Linked DNA regions of Homo sapiens: region 2 is linked to region 1. A link is an interaction called in ENCODE POLR2A ChIA-PET data of the cell type or tissue named here. Cell type or tissue: CD4-positive, alpha-beta T cell. All regions are shown on one strand.

Region 1 (4,000 bases):
AGCTGTTGGACATAGGGCCCAGCCTAAATCCAAGATTATTTTATCGTGAGTTGAAAGGACCTGATTACATCTGAAAAGACCCTGTTTCCAAATTCAGCTCACAGTCACAGGAATGGAAGAGTCGGGGGGAGGGAGAGGTTAATACATGAACATATCTCTTGGGGAGCACAATTCAACCCCTACATTCAGTAAGACTCTCTTAGAGAGGGCAGGGCAAGCTGGCCCTGCACTCCTTGGCCATCCCCTGCTGTCACCCCCAGACCTCAGGCACGGCGGCCCCTCGCTCTCCCCCGTCTCCTCTGTCCGGGCCTCTGAAGTCACCAGTTCTCCATGCCCAGCCGTGGCCTGTGGGAGGGAGCTGGGGGGGTGAGCTGGAGCTGCCACTTAGCGGCAGAGTCACAAACTCACCGTTCCTAATGAAGCCCGTCGCTTCTCCCTCCTCTTCCTCCCAGCAATGTCCGCAGTGGTGCCTGCGATGAAAGAAGCTGACCCAAGACATAGGAGGGAGGTGATTATGGGTTTAGAAAAGTCTTGACAAAAACATATCCTTTTATGACTGGGGTGGCTCTGTCAGGCTCTGCTGGCCCAGCATCCTCCCCACAGCCCACCCCAGCCAGAGGAACAGTCTCCTGATTTTCCTGTGGGGACTCCTGTCCTCTCAAGGTCACTTAGTTGAGCAGGGTTGTCCCTACCCCCAGTTCCCTGTCCCTCTGTCTTCTTTCCACTGCAGGCCAGCCAGCAGAACCCTGCTTTTCTGAAGACCCTGACCAGGAGCTGCAGCCCCTCCTGGCCCTGTAGCCGCAACTGGCCCCATCTCTTGATTCCGCTTACCTGTCCGGCCCAGGCTGGAGCTACCCCACAGCTGCCAGGGCTGGGTCCTCCAGGCCACCTGCCCATGAACCAGCCAGGTGAGCACAAAGCACGTCTCCCCCACCCCGTCTTGGGTCTGTAGGGACAATAAAATGCCTGCCAGTGAAAAGGGCACAGTGAGGCTGGGTGCTGTGGCTTGTGCCTGTAATCCCAGCACTTTGGGAGGCCGAGGCAGGCAGATCATTTGAGGTCAGGAGTTCGAGACCAGCCTGGCCAACATAGTGAAACACTGTCTCTACTAAAAATAACAAAAATTAGCCAGGCGTGGTGTCTTGCACCTGCAGTCCCAGCTCCTCAGGAGGCTGAGGCAGGAGAGTTGCTTGAACCCAGGAGGCAGAGGTTGCAGTGAGCCAAGATCATGACATTGCACTCCAGCCTGGGCAACAGAGCGAGACTCCGTCTCAAAAAAAAAAAAAAAAAGAAAAGAAAAGAAAAAAAAGGGCGCAGTGCTGAGCCACGGATTATTTAAGATATCCTATTTCAGGAAAAACGAACAAGTCCAGATTCTCTTGGCTGTGGCTCCGTGGTTTATATGTTTGCAGAATCAGAAGAGTGAGTGACAAAGGTTACAGGTAAGCCTGCAGGAGTAGACACCTTTGGGGGAGAGATTGGAGAAAATGATTAGCTTTTTCTGTATAGATTTTTGGATTATTTCACCTTGTGAACTCTGATATTTGCTCTGACGCCAGCCACCCTCACTGGGTCCTTGGTTCTGCCCTGTTCTGTTCTGCATCCTTCTTTGCCTGTGGGGTTTCCGGGTTTCTATCCTGAGCTCCAAGCCAGGGTCCAACCCAGCAACCTGCGGCCCTGAGGCCCGTAGGTCCCCATGTGGGCACTCTTGACCTCCTAGGCTTTGCTGACCTACAGGCCTCCTCGCCAGTGACTCATGAACTTGGCTGAGGCACAGCTTTTCAGATCCTGGGGGGCCCCCCTCTCTCCTCTCCCACGGGGTTCTTATCAAGCTCAAGGGAGGAAATGGTTGACAAACGGTTTTGCTAAACTAGGATCGGTTACCCAATGGAGAAGCTTATTACTGAAGACGCTGATGAAGAACATTCGAGCAGCGCCCCATCAATCTCCTCTGCTGTCAGGAAGGCTGGGGGAGGGGCGGTGGGACCCAGGCCATCAGGAGCGGGATGCCACCGAGTTCTCAAAGACCTTGTCCGCCCTGGCCCTTCCTGTCCGGCCTCCAGGGGGCACCAGATCTCCACCCAGTGCGTGACCACCCCCTCCCCACCAATCCCTCAGCGAGATTCTAGCAGAGGGGAGAGAGCCAGGGGCCGTGGGGACCCAGGGGTGAGAAAGGGGCTGGCAGAGAGCAGGGAGTCCACCCAGGGTCAGGTTCAGGCCTGCATTGATGTGTGGCCAGGGTGCGACACAGAATTCTGCAAGATTCAGAACATCTCTCAATCACTACATTTTCAGAAAATGGATGAAAAGCTGATCAAAAAGACGTTTGATGCCAGGCTGAAGAGAAGCTGGATCTTGCACCATCGGGCTGGAGGCAAAGTGCGGGCTGGAGTTCCCCACAGCTGGAGCAGGAGTCCTCTGTAATCCATCAAGTCTGAAGCAGGAAATGCAAGAAGGCTCATGGCGCCTCCTCCCACGAGCCGCCCGGCTGCCGAGAGCCCGGGGTGTGGAGCGGCGGGTTCAGGCCAGGGCAGCGGGACTCTGGGAGCTGGGCTTGCTGGTCCAAGAAACTTGGAGCACAGTCAGGTTTGCAGTTCAGCTCAGAATCCTGATTCAGAAACACCACCCCTTCTCCATGCCTGGGGAGATAGGTGAACTCCCAAACGACTCCCGGGGCCACCCCAGCAAAACCCTAAATGACAGAATTGCCCAGACAGAAGCTGGCTGATCTGTTAGCGAGACTAACCCCATACTTGCCCATGCTCTCTTCTAGTTCACAGGGCACTTCCGTGGCAGGGGAACATGAACTATTCTTGCTAATGAGGCTGGTGAAGCTCACAGGACCTGCACTTGCCAAGGCCCCACAGTTAGGAAACGGCAGAGCTGGGCCTTTAACCCAGATCCCCTGCCTCCAAGTCCTGGAATGGTTGTTTCAGAGGCTGAGCCTTCTGAGTGAGATGAGAAAACTAACAGGAGTCTGGCTGCTGAATCCTCTTTGGGGCACTTTCTCTAGAACAGCCAAAAAGTGGTCCCCAGACTCCACTTGCTTGTATGTACCTGGTAAGTCAGTGCCATTCAGTAAAAAGAAAGTCTTTCTTTTTTTTTTTTCTGCTGAATTGCAATATGTAATTGCAATGTGTTCCTATGTCATATGTTTCTGTAAAGTTTGCAAAGGTGAGACATCAGTTAGTCACACCAAGCCAGCTTGGTGGCACAGCACATGCTTGTAGTCCCAGCTACTCAGGAGGCTGAGGTGGGAGGATGGCTTGAGCCCTGGAGTTCAAGGCTGTGATGAGCAAAGATTGCACCACTGTACTCCAGACCTGTCTCTAAAAAAAGAATCAAACCTGGGCAACGTAGTGATAGACTCTGTCTCTAAATATACACATATGTCTATGAATAAGGCTTTTAAAAATAATAAAAATAACTCAGCTAAGTCTCTTTCCACTCTGATTCCCCGCCTTCCCTGCTCCCATCCAGTTGGATGGTGTTGGACTGGCTGTGGGTATTTTGGGAGAAGTTGATATGGAAATAGTTCAGAATTCAGGGGTATTTCTTGTGGTTCATGGTTCTATCCATGTGTAGCTCAGTCGTTGCTGGCTGTCCGAGGGTACAGATGGCTTCCAGGAACAGGCTCACCAATGAATGAAGGAGAATGAATACAATGATCATGATGAAAAAAGATTTAAATTTCTTGCTGATTTGGCATAAAATGTTGAAACCAACAAAGACAACATAAAACTCAGAACAGGTCCCTGTGATGAGAGCATCAAAGCCTCGCGTGGTCACCAGTGTGGCCCATCCAAGGAGCATGTAAGGTCAGGTCCCACATGAGAAAACTTGACACAGCCATGCCCTGAACTCTTCCTGCTACCATATCAAAGAAATTTGATTGAAGTTTGTTTTCTCTATAGAATATGGCATTGCAAAATCCTTGTTGTACAAGGAAGCGATCAGGATATAGAAAAACATAGGGAAGCCAGGTGTGGTGGCTCAAGCC
Region 2 (4,000 bases), 360 kb after region 1:
TTCCTCAAGTAGAGCAGCAAAGTTCTTGCTAATGAGTGTCCCGACATAGAGAAAGGGGATCACAATGGAGAACACACGGAGAAGGCCGAAGGACATCTGCAGAGGGTCAGAGTGGCAGCTGTGAGCTCCAGAGCCCACTCTGGCAGGACCAAAGAAGACCTGGCCCTCTCACAGACATACCCTCAGACCCATCATAAGCAACTTGATTTTAAAGTCCTTGGAAAAATTCAGGGCAAGAAAAGTAATTAGAAAAGGAGAAGGCCAGGCAGGGTGGCTCACACCTTTAATCCCAGCACTTTGGGAGGCTGAGGTGGGTGGACCACCTGAGGTCAGGAGCTTGAGACCAGCCTGGCCAACATGGTGAAATCCCGTCTCTACTAAAAATACAAAAAATTGACCCAGCATGGTGGTGCGCACCTGTAATCCCAGCTACTCGGGAGGCTGAGGCAGGATAATTGCTTGAATCCAGGAGGCAGAAGTTGCAGTGAGCCAAGATTGCACCATTCCACTCCAGCCTGGGAGACAGAGTGAGGCTCTGTCTAAAAAAAAGACAAAAGGCCGGGCGCAGTGGCTCACACCTGTAATCCCAGCACTTTGGGAGGCTGAGGCGGGCGGATCACGAGGTCAGAAGTTCGAAATCAGCCTGGCTAACATAGTGAAACCCCGTCTCTACTAAAAATACAAAAAATTAGCCGGGTGTGGTGGTACATGCCTGTAGTCCCAGCTACTCAGAAGGCTGAGGCAGAAGAATCACTTGAACCCGGGAGGCGGAGGCTGCAGTGAGCCAAGATTGTGCCACTGTACTCCAGCCTGGGTGACAGAGTGAGACTCCGTCTCAAAAAAAAAAAAAAGGAGATAAGGTGACTGTTATGGCCATCAAAATGGACGAAAAGTCCACTGGAAAGAAAAGTCTAAGGCACCCTAGACATCTAAAGTTAGGACACAGCCTGCTAATTACTTTAAATCCCTACAGGCAATCGGGTGCACCAGTACTAGGAGGGCCAGACTACGGTGAGCTCTGCCTGAACACGAAATACACGAAAACCGATGACAGAAAGATGTACAGTGAAGGGATATTCTACACAGTTCACTAAGTAACAGGTTCCCTGATGCCTGAGAAATTTGATTTAAAAATTTTAGAAACAGATGTATTTGAAAGTGGGCATGTATTTACACTCAAAGACTTTAGATGGATTGGGAGAATGTCAGTAAAATCTCAGCAACATTTCTCTCGTATTCCTAGAATTAAAAAAATTTTTTTTTCAACTGTTTTGATAAGGCAGGTCTTTCCCAACATGGACCTACAGTCAATTGTGTGAGTTAGCATAGGCTAGACTAGCTTTAAGAGAATTTGTTTTTTTAACTCCCACACCACACAGCCCTGCAGTCGTAAAGCAAACTTTCGCTTGATATAAGGGACTGTTTCCGTTTTCCCTAGAAAAACTCAAGCATGTGATAGCGTTCAGTGTTGGAAAAAGACAGGACCTGGTGGGGACGGTACCAGGAAGAAACCCGGATGCTGCGTCCTCAGCGCTGGCCTTGGATACGAGCTTCACCGCTCTAGCCCGATTCTTCATTTGAAAACCCGTGATTGTAATAATTCCCTGCACATCTATCAGGACTGTAAATCACATGAATTAAATATTAGGTGACAACTAATAAAAAGATGAGGCCCGTCCCACGTACCCTTTATTTACAGAGTCCTTTCAAAATTCATATTTCATCCCATAAACTAGGAGACAGGCAGGGCAGAGATTACAGGACTGCTCTAAGCTAGAAGCACACGGCCTAGTCTTCTGACTCCAGAGGAGCAGAGCACCGCACCTCTCAGGACAAGCTAATGTAAAAGGCCAACTTCCTCAGCGTTTGCCCCCCATCTTCTGTCTACCTACCATTTTCTACACACCTGTCAAAATTAGCAACTCATTAGCGTATTCTTGGTCCGCCTTCCAGTCTACGGTAATCGTTATGATTGGCCTTGGCTCCTATCAATCAGCGCCGCCCTCACGCACTCCCCACAATGATTGGCCTCAGCCCCTTCGCCCCGTCTCCAGGAGGACACTCACTTTCACCGGTTTGGGCAAAATGGCGCCGCTGCGGGTAACGATGACTGACCTCGACGGTACCAGGCTCCGGCCTGAGCCGCTCCATGCGGCGGAGACATCGCCATCTTTCCTCAAGCTAGGCCCGCTCCGGAGAGCCCCGGACCTGACGGGTGCCAATACTAGCCAGCGAGCCGCTCCGGACGCCATGCCCCCAGCTCCGCCCCTCACCCGGGCACCCGCACCCCACCGCCCAGCCCTCGTGCCGCCCTCGGGAAGAAAGCCGCCCGAAGCCTCGCGAGAGTTTGAGGAGTACACGAGAAGCCCAGCCCTCCCACTCGCGCAGTGCCGGCGGCTCCTGGGGCGGCGGGAGGGAGGTGTTTGTCACTGGCCGGCATGGTGGCGTCACGAGAGTGGCGGCGCAGCCCCGGCTCCCTCAGTCCGCGTCCTGCTGGGCGTGGCCGCGGTCTTGGGTCCGCCCGGCCGTCAGAACAGGCCTCAGCGGCCGGTTGTGGAAATAAACCCAGGGAGCGGAAGGAGTAATAACGAAAAAGCTTTACTAGTGTTTTAACCGTGTACAAAACACTGTAGCAATAAGAGAAAGGCCCGTGCTATCTGTGTTTAAACAAAATGCAGTGGCTGCGGGGCTTCCAGGCAGGGCTGGGGAACAGGCCGGGCGCCCGCCTTGGGCGCATCTCCGCCTCTTAGGGGTAAGAGGCTCAGAGCCTACCCCTTAGGCCTAGTTGGATGCGGGTCGGTCCTGCCCAAGGCCCCAGTGAGGGGAGCCGAGGCTAGGAAGGGGCAAGTTTTATGTGTTTGGGAGGGGGTGTCTCTTCCCGGCCTCTGCGTCTTCCCCCTGGAGCGTCAGTATGGTCAGGCTCTGGTGACCCAGCCGCTTTGCCTCCCGACTTTGGGAAGAGTAGCAAGGAGAGGTCCTGGCAAGTACACCCTGGGTGACAAACGGCTATGAGAGTTCCCAGGTGATTTCTCGAGCAGCTTCAGTTTACCGGAGCCCAGCCAGGAGAGAGAATTTTAGCACAGGAAACGCAATCCCGTGTCCAAGCTCCTAGAATACCCAGGACTGAGAACCAAAGCAACAGACTTTTCCCAGGGAGCCACACTGCCTCCCCACCTCTTCTTTAACCCCTCACTTGGCAGCTCCAGGAGTTGGCTGCTGAAGACAGAGTACAGGAGGGCATTTCGTTGACGTAAAAAAGCTACAAGCCCCTTCCGGGGCAAGGTCCAGCACCATCTGTTAACAGGGCAGCCAGGGAGAAAGGATGGGACCCCAGCACTCTGAGCAGAATAAATCTCTCTTCACTGGCCGAAGACCCTCTGCCTCAAAGGGCCCTACCCAGACTGCTGAGTGAGGATCCCATCCCCAATCTTCCCACCCCTCTCAGGAAGAGCTGGGTCCCAGAAACTCCTATGACACAATAAATCCACTTTCTCTGACAGTGTCAGAGCTTCAAGCCGATACTGCAGCCTACCTCGGATTTAAGTGCACAGGAGACTCCCCAGGTTGGAAATTATGGCTCTAGAGCCCGGTGTGTAGGCCAAAGGTATGGCAAGCCTGTGACAGTCTCGGGTGACATTCCCCACTTCCTTCATTTCATTAACATCCCCTGGGAGGGGGCAGTCAGGCCAGTGCAGTCAGGAGATTGGGGTCTTGCTCTGTGGCTGCTAAGTCTCCTTCCTTCTCTGGACCTCAGGAAATAAAGAGGATGGAAGGAATGGTCCCGCAGTCCCTTCCAGACACACGGGTGGATCTCGAACCTGGAGAATGCCTAAATAGCAGGAAGGAGAGAACCCATGTCCCCTCCCAAAACGCAACCTTGGAAATGGGTAAACATTTAACTCCTGAAAAAGAACTGGCCCTGGTTTCCTGACTCAAAGGGCCCAGACTTAGGGCCTATCCTGTTCCTCACATTTTGAGTGGCTCCCCTGGGCCCTCTTCT

The links. ChIA-PET counts read pairs that join two places held together with the same protein. Peaks named below come from ENCODE experiments on the same cell type or tissue, not always from the same donor. Only the 100,000 strongest peaks of a DNase experiment are listed, where the experiment ranks them.
Region 2: POLR2A ChIA-PET joins it to region 1 with 26 read pairs; 11 of 35 experiments call an interaction of 5 or more read pairs at or near these places.

What each region holds. Positions count from the first base shown.
Region 1 is chr22:42,442,648-42,446,647 of GRCh38, reverse strand. It overlaps LOC101927344 (a long non-coding RNA gene), which reads right to left. Exons shown (of 6, transcript NR_188414.1): 3 at 832-946; 4 at 409-485. Among named protein-coding and RNA genes, the nearest start is that of NFAM1, 12 kb to the right of the region's middle. RefSeq lists enhancers at 1,515-2,281, 2,289-2,468. In CD4-positive, alpha-beta T cell, a CTCF peak has its summit at 2,071 (motif pointing right); DNase peaks (open chromatin) are centred at 2,057 and 2,397; H3K4me3 peaks cover 1,254 bases; H3K27ac peaks cover 1,715 bases.
Region 2 is chr22:42,078,021-42,082,020 of GRCh38, reverse strand. PHETA2 (PH domain containing endocytic trafficking adaptor 2) reads right to left here. Exons shown (of 3, transcript NM_001002034.3): 3 at 2,583-4,000. The coding sequence ends at 3,948. It overlaps SMDT1 (single-pass membrane protein with aspartate rich tail 1), which reads right to left and starts at 2,321. Exons shown (of 3, transcript NM_033318.5): 1 at 2,067-2,321; 2 at 1-96. The coding sequence starts at 2,252. RefSeq lists enhancers at 1,804-2,576, 3,817-4,000 and a silencer at 2,602-2,896. In CD4-positive, alpha-beta T cell, no CTCF peak of the experiment used is centred here; DNase peaks (open chromatin) are centred at 1,520, 2,010 and 2,350; H3K4me3 peaks cover 2,125 bases; H3K27ac peaks cover 2,501 bases.